Linked DNA regions of Mus musculus: region 1 is linked to region 2. Evidence: chromatin loops called from intact Hi-C (ENCODE). Cell type or tissue: heart. All regions are shown on one strand. Each heading gives the region's core, and the rest is flanking DNA. Links, peaks and the distances in the headings are about the cores only. Region 1 overlaps Afg1l (AFG1 like ATPase). Region 2 overlaps Snx3 (sorting nexin 3).

The links. A loop is a pair of places that touch in the nucleus more often than their neighbours do. Peaks named below come from ENCODE experiments on the same cell type or tissue, not always from the same donor. Only the 100,000 strongest peaks of a DNase experiment are listed, where the experiment ranks them.
Region 1: it touches region 2 in a loop (2.5-fold over the local background); 2 of 42 quality-filtered maps call a loop at or near these places.

Annotation. Positions count from the first base shown.
Region 1 is chr10:42,327,276-42,335,608 of GRCm38, reverse strand. The region is part of intron 10 of Afg1l (AFG1 like ATPase); the gene reads left to right. Among named protein-coding and RNA genes, the nearest start is that of Foxo3, 55 kb to the right of the region's middle. In heart, for the core only: a CTCF peak has its summit at 7,842 (motif pointing left); no DNase peak of the experiment used is centred there.
Region 2 is chr10:42,528,347-42,536,679 of GRCm38, reverse strand. Snx3 (sorting nexin 3) reads right to left here. Exons shown (of 4, transcript NM_017472.4): 3 at 3,407-3,531; 4 at 1,311-2,027. The coding sequence ends at 1,922. Among named protein-coding and RNA genes, the nearest start is that of Snx3, 30 kb to the right of the region's middle. In heart, for the core only: no CTCF peak of the experiment used is centred there; no DNase peak of the experiment used is centred there; H3K27ac peaks cover 2,069 bases.

The DNA of each region.
Region 1 (8,333 bases), core at 104-8,103, 200 kb after region 2:
CTGAAGCGGAAGGGTTGGGGATTTGAGGTCAGCCTGGGCTGCGTAGTGGAATCTTGCTCAAGCTGAGGACAGGGGGTGACTACGATGGTTCAACACTTAGCCACCAGCCTGTGGCCTGATTCACTTTCACACAGCCCCAGAGTGGAAAGAGAGAACCAACTCCAGCAAGTTGACCTCTGACCTCTACACATACATGTGACACATATAAATAAATGTGATTTTAAATACACACACACACGTGTACAAACACACATGCACACACACACAGCAGAAGTAGTTTCCCATTCTACTGTACAATTATCATTTTAAAATCTACCTCTTGTCATCTTCTTTAAAAAATTTAAATAGGCAGATCCTACATCTCACGCAGGCAGCATAGTTGACCCTGGTAATGGGGGTTATTGGAGAGCCAGTGACTACACAGTGAGTTTGAGGTCAGCCTGGGCTGCGGGGAGATGTTGTCTCAGAAAGCAGGAAAGAAAGGAAGGAGAGAAGAGGGAGAGAGAAAAAGACGTGAGGTCAGAGTTCGGAGTGTTTACATCTGCTCCCATGTCGAGGTTCCCTCATGAACACTGCTCGATTACAGTGGAGCGAATGTGGAAACACATGAGAATTAGCCATTTTCTAGTGAGCCAAACATTAAAGAGCTTTTTTTTTTTCTCAAATGTAAAACAGCACCACTCTTATCATGAAATTATTTTTATTTCGGAAAATACAACTAGTTTTTAAGTGTTATGAGTTTAATAATTTTTGACCATTATAGATTCCATTGGTTATATAATTTAAGTTTTTCTCAGTTTGAGTTTCTGATATATTAATAACAAAGGTTTAGGGGAGAGAATCCACGGGCATCAAAGCTCCCGGGTGCTTTGGTTCTTTAGAGAATCGATGGCCTGGGACACAGCACCCAGGAGCCACTCGCATTGCAGTTAAACTCTTGTGACCCAGAAAGGAAAGAATCATTTTCAGAGAAAGCAAACCAAAGCTGAATTCTAAAGGCTTAATGAGTAAACTGGCTATTCCTGAATTTTTCTTTGGAGAAATGTAATTTTTACACCTGCAGAAAATTGGTTCCTCAACTAATAACTGTGTTCACAGGTAACTGTTTGCAAGAGCACTTCATTATTTGTGGTTTTAAAATGACAGGTGGCCAGGTGTGTTTATGGAAAGTCTGGGCAGAAAATATGTCCGTCAATGCATAAGCATGCGGTTGGTGGGTACTCGCCGTCACTGTCCTGTTCTTTCTCTCCCCCTCTCCCTCTCCCTCTCCCTCTCCCTCTCCCTCTCCCTCTCCCTCTCCCTCTCCCTCTCCCTCTCCCTCTCCCTCTCCCTCTCCCTCTCCCTCTCCCTCTCCCTCTCCCTCTCCCTCTCCCACCCACACACTCACTCGCTTGTCCTTGGTGCTCAAGGAATAGATGTCTGTCAGAATCAGAGTCGTGTATTGGCCTTCATTGGTCTCAAATCATACTAGCTTATATACTGTTAAGCTACAAGTCTTACCAAATAGGATCTTCCAGAGAATTCTTGACTGGAACCCTCCTTCCACCTCATGCTTTATTTGGTTTTATTCCTATTGAAACTACTGGTTGGGAACTGCTTCTGGGTTTGTGTCCTGTCTTGGCACAGTGTCAGGAAATGCTAAAGGATGAATGGCTTTTATCTGTGCCATTTGGCCAAGATTGCTGCTGGTTGTCTTTGGATGCCCCCGTGGTGATTAGCATCAGGATGGGGCCGTTTATTAGCAGGCTGAGTCAGTCCAGGAATCGCTATGGCCCTTTCTCTTCCCAGCATCAGGACCATTCTTAAGGAATTCTTTTCTTACCTATGCTGACTCTTGACAAAGCCAGGTTCTGAAGAGAGCAGCTAGCCACCCTCCCTAAAGCAGAGGCCTCAAGTGATATCGATGATAAAGACCTTAGTGGAAAATTGGTCTGGTTTTTATGGGAGTATGAATCCAGTGCTGTGTTTTGTTCTCAGTCCTTCCTGCTGTAACCCTGGTTAGCTCTGTAGGAGGCACAGTTGTGGTGTCAGAAGGCACCTTTTGCGTCTCTCTTGCTTGTTTGCCAGCATACATCTTCTGTAACCACGGCCTCCACTTGTCCTGTGGCTTCACTGTAGGGATGTACTTCATCCCGCAGAGAGGAATGGAGGGCACAGTCAGGTATAAATGCCACCCGTGTGTGCTTTTAGAATGCAAAGGGGTTTGGAATAAATTCTCACAATCGGTGCAGACCATAGTCTGATTTAAAAAGTACACATAGGAATGCACACATCCCCCAGTACCTGAGCTTATGTCATTATTTTGAAATTGTGGACATAAAGGAGAAAATAATTTTCTGTAACGTTGTGGTTTGTTCTCTAATTGTTGCTGATTTATGTCTTCCAAGAAAATCAGTGTTAGGTGGCAGCTTGTTGACACATTGTATCTGTTGTACTATTTTAGAAGGATAAAGAAGGGAAGACTTTTGGAGAGATGATCATGAAAGAGATACTGGATTAGAAATGTGAAAACTCTTTGGGCATGGAGTCATAGTGATGGTGTCCATGATGAAAGGAGACTTGGGAAGGAGTCAGAAAGAAGAAAGGAGAACTGGCTTAAGAGACACATAGTTCTCTCTACGGGGACATTTCCGTTGGAGGGCGAACCCTTAGGCAAGACTCTTTGTCTGTTTTCAAGCCTGATCAAGAATGGTACCTTTGTGTCTATTGTTTATGACTGTGGACTTAAATGTTTTTACATTTCTCTTATGTGTATGAATGTTTTGCCTGCATACATGCCTGGTGCCCCTGGGGTCCAGAAGAGGGTTTCAGATATCTTGGAACTGGAATTACTGATGGTTGTGAGCCATGTGTGGGTGCTAGGAATTGAACCCAGGTCCTCTGAAAGAGCAGCCAGTGTTCTAAGCCACTGAGAGTTATCTCTCTAGCTTTGCTGTAGACTCTTCGAGCAACAACAAACAAACAAACTAACTAACAAAGATCTGTTTCCTTTCCTAGCAGGACACTTAATGTTCTGCTATTTTTGACTGATTTAAAAGCCAGTCCAGTCCCTGTACAGTGGAGGCCCCCAGGGATTCCTCGTGGCTCTCAGGGGAGAAGAGCTCACTTTGTCTCAAGGATAAAATTGTATTGGATGAAATCTAGTAGTTCCCTTCAGGGCCCATGAGCTGGCTCAGTGGGTAGAAGCTCTTTTCTGCCAAGCCTAGTGACCTGAGATCAGTTCCTGGGATCCCTGTGCTAGGAGAGAGCTGACTCCCGCAAATTAGAGTCACCCACCACCTCTGGCCCCTACAGAACCCAAGCGTTTTGGGAAGGTGTGTGAAGCTGTGCAGTTGGAAAAGGGCAGCAGCTCTCACCAGCATTTCCATGAGGCCGAGCAAAAGGGCCACCTCCTCTGGTGGCCTCTCTTCCAGGAAGATGGGGCTGCAGCATTCACCACAGTCAATATCGTTTATGCTGTCTATGCAAGCTAATGGGCAGAAACCTGCCTTTCTTAGAGTGTCTGACCCTTTCCATAACCATCAGCAAGTATCTGATGTAAGGAAGGCTGGCTCAGTTCCAGGCCCATCGAGGGGGTAGGCCCCTGAGTAGAAGAGTCAGTCTCCATTCTTACAGTCTTAGTTCCAGAAGAGAGAAGTTGATGAGTGTGTATGTCGGCACACTGAGAAGAGCAGACTAAGCGTAGCACCACAGGATATGCGGGAGCAGAAGCTGAGGATGATGGAGGAGCTCAGCCTTGAGAGATGCCGAGTTGAGTATGAAAGTGAAAGGTGGGCGGGATCGAGGGGAGGTGCTCAGCCTAGAAGACTTCTGTGACTTCTGCCTCCTAGGTCTCACATTGCTAAGGGGACAGAGCTGGAAATGACGGAGTTGATTCAGAGGATGCTAGAGCCAGGAGGCTGTAGCCCTTCCATACTGCTGGGATAGCTTCTATTTAACCAGCCTGCTTGCTAACCACATTGTAAATCCTGGACAAAAATCTTAAGAACTACTGACCTAATGGCATGTCCAGTCAAACGCATGGAGAAACTGGGGTGCAGCATTGATAGGCTGAGTTTATCACAGTCTCTTATAGTTACCTAAAATTCAGTAGAATCCAGCCAGGCTGTGGTCTGAGGAGCCACAGTGGAGCAAGCGGGTATCACAGCAGCCAAAAATCTAGAAAAAAAAAAAAAAAGTCACAAAGAAATAGCCTGGAAAATCTTTTTACAGACAATGCTTAAATCTCAGCCTAGCCTGTGGACTGCATACATAGCAAAGGAAAGGCAAGCGTTTGGACAGAGGTTTCAGTGCTGTCCCACAGAAGACAGAACTTCAAGCCCGGCTAGCCATGTTGTGGAGCAACATGCCCAAGTTTTATTGTGACTACTGTGAAACTTATCTTACCCACGACTCTCCATCTGTGAGGAAGACACACTGCAGTGGTTGGAAACCCAAAGAGAATGTGACAGACTATCACCAGAAAGGGATGGAAGATCAGGCCCAGAGCCTAATTGACAAGACAACGGCTGCATTTCAACAAGGGAAGATCCCTCCGCTCCGTTCTCTGCTCCTCCACCTGCAGGGGCCATGATTCCACTGCTCCCCAGTCTCCTGAGTCCTCCTTGGCCTGGCATGATGCCTGCATCCCACATGGGAGACCCTCTCATGATGCCAGTGATGGGCCCCCTCCTCCTGGGATGATGCCTGTGGGACCTGCTCCTGGGATGCAACCACCCATGGGAGGCCACATGCCCATGATGCCCTGGCTTCCCATGATGAGACCTCCCGCCTGTCCTATGATGGTACCCACACAGCCTGGCATGACTCAGCCAGACAGATAAGAGCAGAAGCGCTCTTGACCGTTTTGTATTTCTTGTTCGGTTTCACCAGGAGATCTTGATGCTGAGCCTGAGTGTTTACTAGATACATGAAAAGGAAACTTCCCTTCCTAACAGAATATTTTTGGAGAAGTAATACAAAAAAGTGTGGCTTTCACTTATATTGTGAAATGTGAAAATAAAATCATCAGCTCTTTTAGTTAAAAAGAAAAAAAAAAAAAAAAAAAGACAGAGCTTCAAGCCTGAGACCACCTGAGTTAATTATCTGGTAAAGTAGAAGCATTGAAATAAATCAGTATATATAATAATCCCAAAATGCCATGCAACCCAAAATCACTAGGTGTAGGCAGGTGCCAGAAAGTGACCCATTTTTGAAAGAGACCGTGTGGTGGTTTGAATATGTTTGGCCCAGGGAATGGCATTATTAGGAGGTGTGGCCTTGTTGAAGTAGGTGTGGCCTTTTTGGAGGAAGTGTATCACTGTGGGGTTGGGCTTGGAGACCCTCCTCCTAGCTGCCCATGAGACAATCTTTTCCTGTTTGTATAAGGAACAAGATATAGAACTCTCTGCTCCTCCAGCACTGTGCCTGCCTGGATGTTGCCATGCTTACTGCCATGATAAAGGACTAAACCTCTGAACCTGTAAGCCAGCCCTAACTAAATGTTGTCCTTTATAAGAGTTGCCTTGGTCAATAGAAACCCTGACTGAGACAGACGGTAACCAGCAGAGACTTACCCTGAGATGATACAAATGTCAGAATTACAGATGATATTTTGAAAATTACACTTATTTATTAGTGGGGAGGCGGTGGCTGCATGGCATGCTGTGTGTGGAGACCAGAGGGCAATGGAGTGAGCCTTCTGTTTTTACCACACGGGTTCCCAGAAATTGAACCCAGCTGTTGGGCTTGGTGGTAGGTGTCTTTACCCTTTAAGCCATCTCACCAGCTCTAGACAATGTTTGCAAAGTAGCTTGAGGCAAACAGATTTTTGTGAGTTCAAGACCAGCCTGGTCTACACAGCAGGTGTTAGGCTAACTAGAGTTGTCTCAAAAAGGTGGGCATTATATGTGTGCTCAAATGTAAAGGAAAATATACTAGTAGCAATGAGTGAAGAAATAAGAAATCTTAGGTGAGAAATTGAAAATATAAAAAAAGAAACAAATGGAAATTTTAAACAATAATTCTAGACCTGGCACTAGAGAGATGGCGTGGCACTTAGCCACGATGCTGTCACTCAGGACTGGAGTTCAATTCCAAGCACCCACACCTGGCAGCTAATAAGCACCCCTCTCCCACTTCAGGGGATTTGACACCCTTTTTGGCTTACAAGGACAACTGCACTTACATGCATGCCCTACAAACCCCACTCCTGAACATGCATATAAAATAAACCTTAATGCACTTAAAATGCATTTAAAAATAAACCTTAAAATACTCTCAACCTAGGGCCTAGAGTCCCTTTCTAATGTCTCAGATGATAAAGTTTCTTGCCATGTGTGTAGACAAGAGTCTGGATTCTGATTCTGTTACCTGCATAAGAACTAGTGGGTAGTGCATTGTGGCGATGGAGGCATGGAAACCCTGAGACAAGCTAGCTATCTAGACTAGCTCAGTCAGAGCTCCAGGTCCATCAGGAGACTCTACTTCAATAAACAGAGTAGAAAGAAGACAGCCAGAATCAGTCTCTGACCTCCACATATGTGCATGTACATGCACTCCAACAGATGTGTGCCCATACAGATGTGCACACACACACACACACACACAATTATAGACCTAATCCTTTAGAAAACATACTTAATACCAGATTTAAAAAGACAGGAAAATTGCTGATAGGCCGGCATCGTGGCATAGGCCTGCAACCCCAGCTCTTAAGCAGATGTAGAAGGATCCTGTGATCTCTGGTCTGCAGAGTGAGTTTCAAATCCACCAGGCCTACACAGAGCCTCACTAGATGGTCTCAACAACAACAACAACAACAACAACAGCAAAAAGAAAGCATGGGTAGGATGTGGTGGCTCAGTAGAGTGCTTGCCATGCAAGGAAGCTGAGTTTGCTCCTAAGCGCTCATGTCAAAAAGCCAGGCTTGGTGGCATACGCCTGTGGCCCCAGCAGGAAAGAGGCAGAGATAGGCAGGTTCTGGGGCTTCCTGCCTATTCAATCCAGGACCCCAGCCATGGGGTAGCACTGTTCTCGTCCTGGTAGGCTTTTCCACCTCAGTTAACTTAATCTAGAAAAATCCCTCACAAAGCTAGAGCTTTGAGGTCAAAGCCGCGTCCCACGAGTTTGCATCCCTGAACATCGCTCAAACCAGAAAAGATTTTAGGTTTTAGAACTGGGTAGGCTAAGGTGTTCAGGGTTTCCTTGAATGTTTGTCTTTTGATAAAATTTGGGCAGATAAGTCAAGGTTGTCTTCTAGGCAAGAAGATGGAGTGAGTTATTCTCTTCACAGTGTTGTTCGTGCTTTGAAGGGTTTGGCCTTTGCATTCTCAGCAGTGTGGCGAGGCACTTAGCCTTGCTCAGATGAATGGGCGCCTTTACCCAGTACTTTGATGACGTGGAGAGCAGAAGAATGGGAGGGAGGATGATAACTCACAGAGACGTGCACTTTGTTTCCAGGACTAGTTGCGCTTTTCTGACATCCGAGCCCAAGAGGAATCAGTTTGTCCCCAGTGTACCCCCCTCAAAGGAGAACCAAAACCAAGCAACAGCAAAAACCCAAACCATCTAGCTGCAAACAAAACACACGGAAGGAGACCTCTGCACTACACAGCTTTGCCATGTTCAGACATTCCTGAGATTTAACATAAGTTCATTATTAAAGCATTTTCTCCGTCTTGTACCCCAGCTACCCACACGTTGACTTACCTGTGCAAACCCTTTGCTGGTGGGGCCAGAACCTGATCTTGCAGCCCGTGAATAATCTCCCAAATTTCTGGAAAGATCCCAGAACCAGACACATTTACAGTGCTGGCCTTCCTTCTCGCAGACACAGCAAATGCTGCCCTCTGCTGAGGAAGATCAGGAGGCTCCCCTCTGTAAGTGGCCATGCTACCCTGCAGGCGCTGACTTATCATTTGAGCAGAGACATGGTGATGCCGGTTCTTTCACCGCTGTCCTATAGATGTCTGGCTAACCGTATTCCACTTCAAAATGAACAGGGGACAAATGGAAACATTTCAGTGTTGGCTATACAATTTGTCACCTTCTGTGCAGTCAAATACTATCACCCTCTGTGTGAGACATTCATAAAAATGGTTAGCCAGCTGATAAAATATTTTTCTGTGTGAAAAAAGGAAGGAATTGTTATAGGGTTGTTTTAATAGATGAGTTGTGAAATAATTCTAGCACACTTGGACTGTTTTTCTTTCCCTTGATAGATACTGAATATATATACATATATTCAGTATCTGCTCAGTTGCGACTATCCAGATTCGTATCTTTCAGAGAACTAGTTGGCTCGTGTGGTCAGCTAGTCCCTATCGTTTTAGAGAGTGAACTCGATGTGTGCA
Region 2 (8,333 bases), core at 181-8,180:
GAGCCTTCTCCTCAGTCTCCCTGTTTATATCTTTCTATCTTTATAAAAGATACTGTTTTTATTTTAAATCAGGTGTCTATGAGTGCAGCTGCCCTTGGAGGCCAGCAGAGGACGTTGGGCCGCCTGGAACTGGAGTTGCAGGCAGCTGTGAACTGCCAGATCACGTGCATGCAAAGGTGGAGATCCAAAGTCAAAGCCAGGTGTCTCTGACTTCTTTCCAACACGCATAAATGCACTGGGAGGATTTCACACGGGACCGAAGCTTCCTACGTGCAGTAGTGACATAGCTGCCTGGGCTTCACACAGGTTCTCAGGATTTCAGCTCTGCTTTTTGTCAGCTGAGCCCTATCTTCAGCCTTGTTTATATACACCGCCCCCTTCTTCCCATTTTTCAGAGTTTTGCTATCACTATAGCCCTCTTTCCCTTTGCTTCCTGAAGGCAGGGATTACAGGTGTTCACCACATCTGACTGCTTTCACATCTTGTAGTTATTCAGATAACTGGATTTATGGAATTCTGAACTACTGTTCTGAGCAACAAGAGGTCATTTTCTGCAGCCGTGACCTCACTGCTTGTGGCTCTCCCAAGCCTGTGCTTGTTTCCTCTCATGCTTGTGTGGTGGCCCATGCCTGGGATTCAGCATTTGGGAGGCTGAGGCAGTAAGAGCCTGACTTTGAGATCAGTCTTCGTTACTCCCATGTTTCCAGAGAAGATGCTCTGGGGTTGCTCTTCCTGGAATCTAACACCCAATCACAGCAGAATCCCAAATTGTTTCAAACTATGAACCTCATTCCAGGTGCGTTAAGTCTGGTCAAAACGTCATGAAGCAAGAAGCTATGTATTTTCTGGTCTTGTGATTTATGTACATCATCAGGCTGCAAGGCTGCGTTCTTCTCTCCTCAAAGGACACAGCGTGCCAACAGTACAAGCCAAATGACAGAGAACCGGCACCTGCCACTCCTACACGGTGGCTAAGTTCCAGCAAGTCACTTCTCTACCTGGGGAAGAGCTGCTGAGGTTGGAGTGTGCTACTGGCTAACTAAAGGCCTCGACAGAGTGACTTGAGACTACACAGCATTTGTCAGCATGCAGCCCCCCAACAAGGCAGGAAGCCAAGGAAACCCTTCCAGTGTTTAAAGCCCCCGTTCAAAGGGTGGCGTAAGGTGGACTTGATCCCACTGCCTTTAAAGAGGATGGCGTTCCGGGAATGAAGTGCTGCGTGAGTACACAACCCTCTCGGGAAGGGAGGCTTTCAGGACAGAGCACGGACGCCAGGCTCTGGAGGCCGTGCAACCAGAGCACACAGGAATGCATTTCAACTTTTATTTGAAAACAACTTAAATTTTAGACAAATGATTTTAGTATATAAATTTGATTTTGTTTTTATACAGAATATAAAGATTTCCCTCATTAATCTTTCATGGGAAGGGGATTACAGGCCAGAAGGAAGACACATTCTGCACACAAAGTACACCTCGGATGTGTGGCGCTGGAGACAAGTGGTGTCGTGCTCCTGCACATAAATTAGGACCAGGTGGTGACATCACACATCAAGGGGCAGGGGGGAGAAATATTCTAGTCAATCAGATTCAAGAAGCAAACATGACACAGAAACTGCAAATGAGAGCAAGTCGGCAGCTTTAGTCAGGACACTGCAGGTTCTACGGGGCTGTGGGGCTACAGTGTGCACACGGACACAGCGGGAAGAGCTACTTAGAGAGGCTGGAGCGAGGGAGTTTCACTAAAGCAAACGAATGTCTTGTCAACTGCCAAGACAAGCGGAACGAAAGGGAGCAGGTGAGTGTTAGTGTACCCAGGGCATGCTATGCCAGTGTCTGCGCAGCATGCTAGTTAGTTACAACTTCTTCATTGGTGCGGATGAATCATTAATGGTCTCGGGTTTTGCTTCTTCTCACCAAACTCAGGCATGTCTTATTTTAGATGGAGTATAGCTTTTATCTATAATTTCATCCTGTAAAAACATGTGAAGACAACGTTCATTCTGGGCCAGAGGATGACCAGCGACCCTGGAAATAAAAAAAAAAAAAAAAAAAAAATTTTTAGTCCATTGTTTATTAAAGATGGTGGTGGGAGGGGTCAAAACACACACACTTTAAGGCTAGGAAATGTGCACTATTTATTAGATGCAAGCATTACTCTGGACAACCCATAAGCTATGCTATCAAACAATGGTCTTTCCCTCTGGGTCATGAACGTGGTAAGATGCTCAGCAGGTTAAGGGCGCTTTTGGCCAAGTCTGATGACCTGAGAGTATGGTCCTTAGGACCTCACATGGTAGAAGCAAAGAAAGGACTCTGTGAATTATCTCCTATCCGTCACGTAAGCACGCGCACACACAGAGGCTGTGTGCTGAGTAGATAACAAAGTTACAGGCTTTTGTTCACCTCTCACAGAAACCAAATTATTAGTAAAAATGAATGTGTATCTAACACAGCTGCCTCCTCTAAGACCTGGCTGACTGGGTAGACCTCAAGGCTGGCACATAATTACACCGGGTCCTGTGTCAGGCTGCGGTCTCAAAGGACTGCTGCAGCCCGGCCCAGGGACAACAGCGAGCAGGGCCCGAGCTCAGACAGTCAGGCAGTCTGTCTGTCTGTTTCTCTCTCTCCTCACTCCCCAACCCCCTTCCCTCCTTCTCCCTGCAGCCCCAGCTAGGTGTGACCTTGTAACATTTCTGCTTAGCTTCCTCAATGCTGGGCCACATCTCTTATAGGAGGAAAGAGAGAAAGAGAGAGAAGGGAGGTGGGAATAATACTGGTTTAAGCTTATCAATCAACAGCTACTAAATGACGATCATAAATAAACTTTCTTACTATTTTCCAAAAGAACATTTTGCCATGAAAAAAATTTTAACGTACTTTTACATAAAACACGTTGATAATACTGCTACCTGCAATCAAACAAAATGATTGCAAATATAATGTACATTTTATTACTCACATGAGAATATACCTTAAATCAGAATCACAAGTAAAACTACTTTCTGAATGATGCAATTTTAAATGTAATTTGCATAAATTATCCAAGACCAACAAAGATAAAACTTAGGTCAACACACAATCTTCACTTCAACCACTCAAGAGCACCAGCATTTATCACATGGTATTCAACATGGGGTACTTTCAGTTCATTTAAACTGGACAGAAAGGCTGGAAGTGGCTAAAAGGAAGGGCGGCATGGATTTAGATTAACTTTAAATGACAGGTAGTCAGGGCTGAAGATGGTACAGCAGTTAGAGCACTGGCTGCTCCTGTAGAGGACCTGGGTTCGATTCCCAGCATGCATGGGACACATACAGGCAAAACATCCAAACACACAAAATAAAATACTGAATAAATAAAAGCTGACCTCACGGGCATTGCCCCACAGGGGTGGAGGTACTTACTTGTTTATGAACTGTTCCAGCCCTTGCTTCCTTTCCTCGATGAAATTGTCATCAAATATTCCATCGTCTCCTCTAAAAGGAAGCTGCCGCAAAAATGCTTTCCCAGGGAGTGGGGGAACTACAACCTAAAACAACAGGAACAAAGTGAGTCCTGGTGATGCCAGCCCAGGAGCCACACCCATCCACCAGAGCACAACTGTCCACAAGGTGGGACAAGAGACCAAGCCTCACAAGTTGTCTTTGACCTCCAAATATACAGTGTGGCACTCATGTGGCTACACACATGTGCGTGTGTGTGCGCGTGCGTGCATGCATACACACACACACACACACACACACACACACACACACACTAAAATGTAGTAAGAACATGTATATGTCGAGCGTCAAGTGTGGTATATGCTTTTAGTCCCAGCACTTTGAAGCAAAGGCAGGCAGATCTCAGTGAGTTCCAGGCCAGCCAAGATTACATAATGAGATCTTTTCTTAAAAAAAAAAAAGTAGCAGGGATCCATCCCATAATCAGCTTCCAAACGCTGACACCACTGCACACACTAGCAAAATTTTGCTGAAAGGACCCAGATATAGCTCTCTCTTGTGAGACTATGCCGGGGCCTAGCAAATACAGAAATGGATGCTCACAGTCAGCTATTGGATGGATCACAGGGCCCCCAATGGAGGAGCTAGAGAAATTACCCAAGGAGCTAAAGGGAACTGCAACCCTATAGGTGGAACAACAATATGAACTAACCAGTACCCTGGAGCTCTTGTCTCTAGCTGCATATGCATCAAAAGATGGCCTAGTCGGCCATCACTGGAAAGAGAGGCCCATTGGACTTGCCAACTTTAGATGCCCCAGTACAGGGGAACGCCAGGGCCAAAAAGGGGGAGTGGGTGGGTAAGGGACTGGGGGAGTAGGTATGGGGGACCTTTGGGATAGCATTGAAAATGTAAACGAGGAAAATACCTAATTAAAAAAAAAAGGCAAGCTTGGCTGAAGAGTAGCTCTGAAAATCCATTTGTCAAGAAAAATTTTGTGCACTGCTTATTTAATACTGGATATTTGTATATGAAAATTATATATAAGCATGAAGTTTCATTGACTAAATACATACCCACGAGTCAAACAATTCTAATAATTATCAGTAAATTTTATGTTCAAATAAAATATTTCATACAAATACAAGATATCATTAAATGCAGATCAAATAGCTAAAATATATACAAATTGTTTAAAAATGAAAAAAAAAGTATAAGGCACAACACAAAGTCAGGAGACAAAAAATACCCTCACAAGGACAGCCATTTTACCTACAAACTTGTTTAAATACACAACTGAAAAGAAAACACAGAAGGCAGAGTATAGTTCAGTGTTAGAGTTCTTGCCTAGCAAGAGTGAGGCCCAGGTTTAATTCTCAGCACTGTAAAAACCAAATCAAAGGAACAAAGGAACAAACAAAAAAGGCATGGCTCTGGAGCCAGATGGCCAGCTGTGGATGTGGAGAAGTCCAAGAAGACCAAGGCTCTTCAAGGTGGTGTCCACAGGTTTCTTCTTGAATTTATCAAACAACTATACAAAGACAACAACATCCTGTCATTTGGGACTGAGACAAAGGTTCCTGAGCCTCTCAACACATCTAATACTCCGTGGGAAAGATGATGCTTCAGCGCTGACCAAACTCAAGCCCCAGCTAAAGAACACAATGTTCTTTCTGTACAGTGTAGCTGTTGTCAAGAATCCCTTCACCCAAGGAGGGCTGCCCGTTCTCACTTGCGTGTGAAGGATCCCATCCTAGGCACTGTGGCCATCTTCTCACAAGCCATCAACTTTCCCCCAAACTTCCTTTTCTACTCTTTCTCCAAAAACTATCATTTCTTCTTTCCCACTCTCAGAAGTCCCCAGTCCTTCCCACTGAATGGACTCACGGACTCAGCTTTCCCTTCTGGGACTTTCTAAGACATTTGGTTCCTCTAGCCAGCACCTACCTACCTACACAATTCAGTTCCTTTGTCCATCCTGGAGTCTCACACCCGAGCTGTGCTTCCTCCTTCACCCAGGGCCTTGCCAATGTTAGGCAAGCAAGGAAACTGATGTAGAAAATCAAGAACTCAAGGCCAGCCTCAGCGACAACAGGGGGATTGAGGTTAGCATGGGACCCGGTCTTAAAACAAACACTACCAAAATACAACTGTTGCCATGGTTCTAGGGGCTGTAACCCTAAGCAGCACCCCACCTAAGGAGCTGCAGCCCCAGACCAGGAGCTCAGCTCTATGACCCTGGTCCTTTTAGTCGGGTCCTTCCTGTGCAGCTCTGGGAACTTATGCTCCCTGCCTCTGGCTCTGGAGTGACGACAGCATTGTAGACATGTGCTCTGCCGCAGGCTCTGTTTCTTTACAAATTTACCCTAAACTAGTAACTCACTGAAGTTAAAAATGGAAGGACCAGATCAACTGCACACAGACAAGAGGGGGGCAACAGAAAACAGCAGCAAGGAAATGAACAGGAAACCGAGCAGATGCTCAAGACACACTCTGCAATCCCTTCCTTCCTAGATCTGCTCTTCGATGATTTAAAGGACTTACTTCCAGAAGTCTCTGTTAGAACCAACACATCTCTTTCCCACATTGTCAATGTGTCAAATTAAGTGTTAAAACCTGCACAGAGAAAGGACCCTGTCCCACAGTTCTAACAGCGCCTACATGGAGGGAAGATACACATACAAAATGGTCTATTAAGGAAAAAAAAAGGCTGGGAGGTGTGTGTGTGTGGGGGGGGTGGGGGTGACACACACCTTTAACCCCAGCACTAGGGAGACAGAGTCAGTCCAGGTCTCTGTCGTTTGAGGCCAGCCTGGTCTACATAGTGAGTTTCAGGACAGTCAAGACTACACAGAGAAACCCTGTCTCAGAAAAATCAAAAAAGGTGGAGATATGCTCAGCAGGTAAAAGCACGGAGCACTGGCTGCTCCTACAGAGGACCCAGGTTTAACTCCCAGAAGGCAAATGGCAGCTCACAACTCTGCAGCTCCATTTCTCAGACTTGGGCCTTCCCTGGCATACAAATAAAATGTAAGATCACAACAAAATAGCCCACCCCAACCAAAAACAATAGAGCAGTGTACTAAAGAATCACCTTTAATTCAAGAGAAAGATGCGTAAGATGCTGTGCTGTATTTTCAAGGTTTCATGTAGCCCAGGCTATCCTTGAGTTTATGACCACTCCCCCAACCCTGCTTCCACCTGGGATTATAAGCTTTGGTCACCACGTAGACATTTTTGTTTCCTGTAGATATATATTCTTCCTAACAATGTTCAAAATAGTAAGTAGAATGGACCTTATAATTAGCAGGCCAGATACCTATAGAAGTCATGAATGGCTTATCTAGCAAAGATCCTCTTAAGCATCAAATAAATTAAGAAAACGTTGCTACATTTGCTGACTTATTTGTGCATGTGTGTGCTTAAGTGTGTAGCACATGTATGTGCACACTCCTAAAGGTGCGCGTGTGGATGACTCACAGGAGTCAGATCTTTGCTTCCCTTGTGTGAGCTCAGGTCATCAGGCAAGTGCCTTTATCTGCTGAGCATCTATCTCAGCAGCGTCATAGCCAACAATCTTTAAGTAGAACGAAAAGATTTAATTAGAATGCCTTTACTTCAGCTCAGATGGCCTCAATCATTCCGTGGCTAAGGATGACCTTATGCTTCTGGCCCCCCTACTGGGACTACCTGCAGGTGCCATCACGCTGGGTTTGTGTAGTGCAGGGATCTGAACTCAGGGCTCTGTGCATCAGAGGCAAGCACTCTACTGACTGCTGCATATATTCAAAGTTAATCAGAATTCTTTTTATCAATCTGCAGCCAGGAGTAGTAGGGCACACTCGTAATTTCAACATGTAGAAGCAGGAGGAAAAGACCTCAAGGTTATCTTTGGTTACACGGAGTTTGAGGGCAGTCTAGACTGTGTGAGACCCTGTCTAGAACACTAACACTTCTTGTATTTGTTTCTGTATGTGGGTTAAAAGGAAGATGTCTGCTAAATATACTGTTGAAAGCTAAAGAATCAAACCATGATGACAGATATTGAATGTCAGTTTCTAGCATAGGCCTTCGAGAAAAACAAATAACAGAAGGACCCACGTATGTTGCTCTTCGAAATGATGTGAGTAAGATTTCCAAACAGGCTGGACTCCCAAGATGCTTGCATAGTCCATGAGTACAAAGTAGAATGGCCCACAAAGACTGCAGAGCAGATAGATAGATGGTAAGGAACCTGGAGTTACTGTTTTACACTTTAGACAGTACAACATAATAAAAAGGCAGCCCAACTAAACAGACAAAATATCTCAGTCCACTTTTCTCCAAAGAGCACAGACTCAAGGAGTAAATGAAAAAAAGGTCAGCAGCAACACTGGCCACCAAATGGACACCAAAAGCCCAGTGATCCACTCACTCCCTACGCGACCAACACGGCTAAGAGTGATAAGCAGCACCGGAGAGCCGTGGGTTGCTCACACTGAGGGCAGGAAGGAGAATGAAATGCTGCACATACGGTACAATGGCACGGGAGCTGAAAGACAAACCTGGCTGGGCTACAAGGTGAGTTGGATGCTAGTCTGGGCAGCTTTCAACTTTCAAAAGAGAGCAGGCGTAGTTATGGGCTGGCAAGATGGATCAGGGGGTAAAGGCACGTCTGCCAAGCCTCATTTGATTACCTCCAGTGTAAAAAGAGAACTCACTCCTGAGAGCTGTCCTGGCTGTGACACTCATGACTGCAGGCACACATGCACATACCCAAATGTAATAACAAAATCTTAAGTTATGTAATTCAGCAACATAATCGTAGGTGGTTAGTCAAGAACAGTAGCAACCTAAGCATCTATCGAATGATGAATCGCTAGAGATCGGTACCTATCTTTGTGGATGG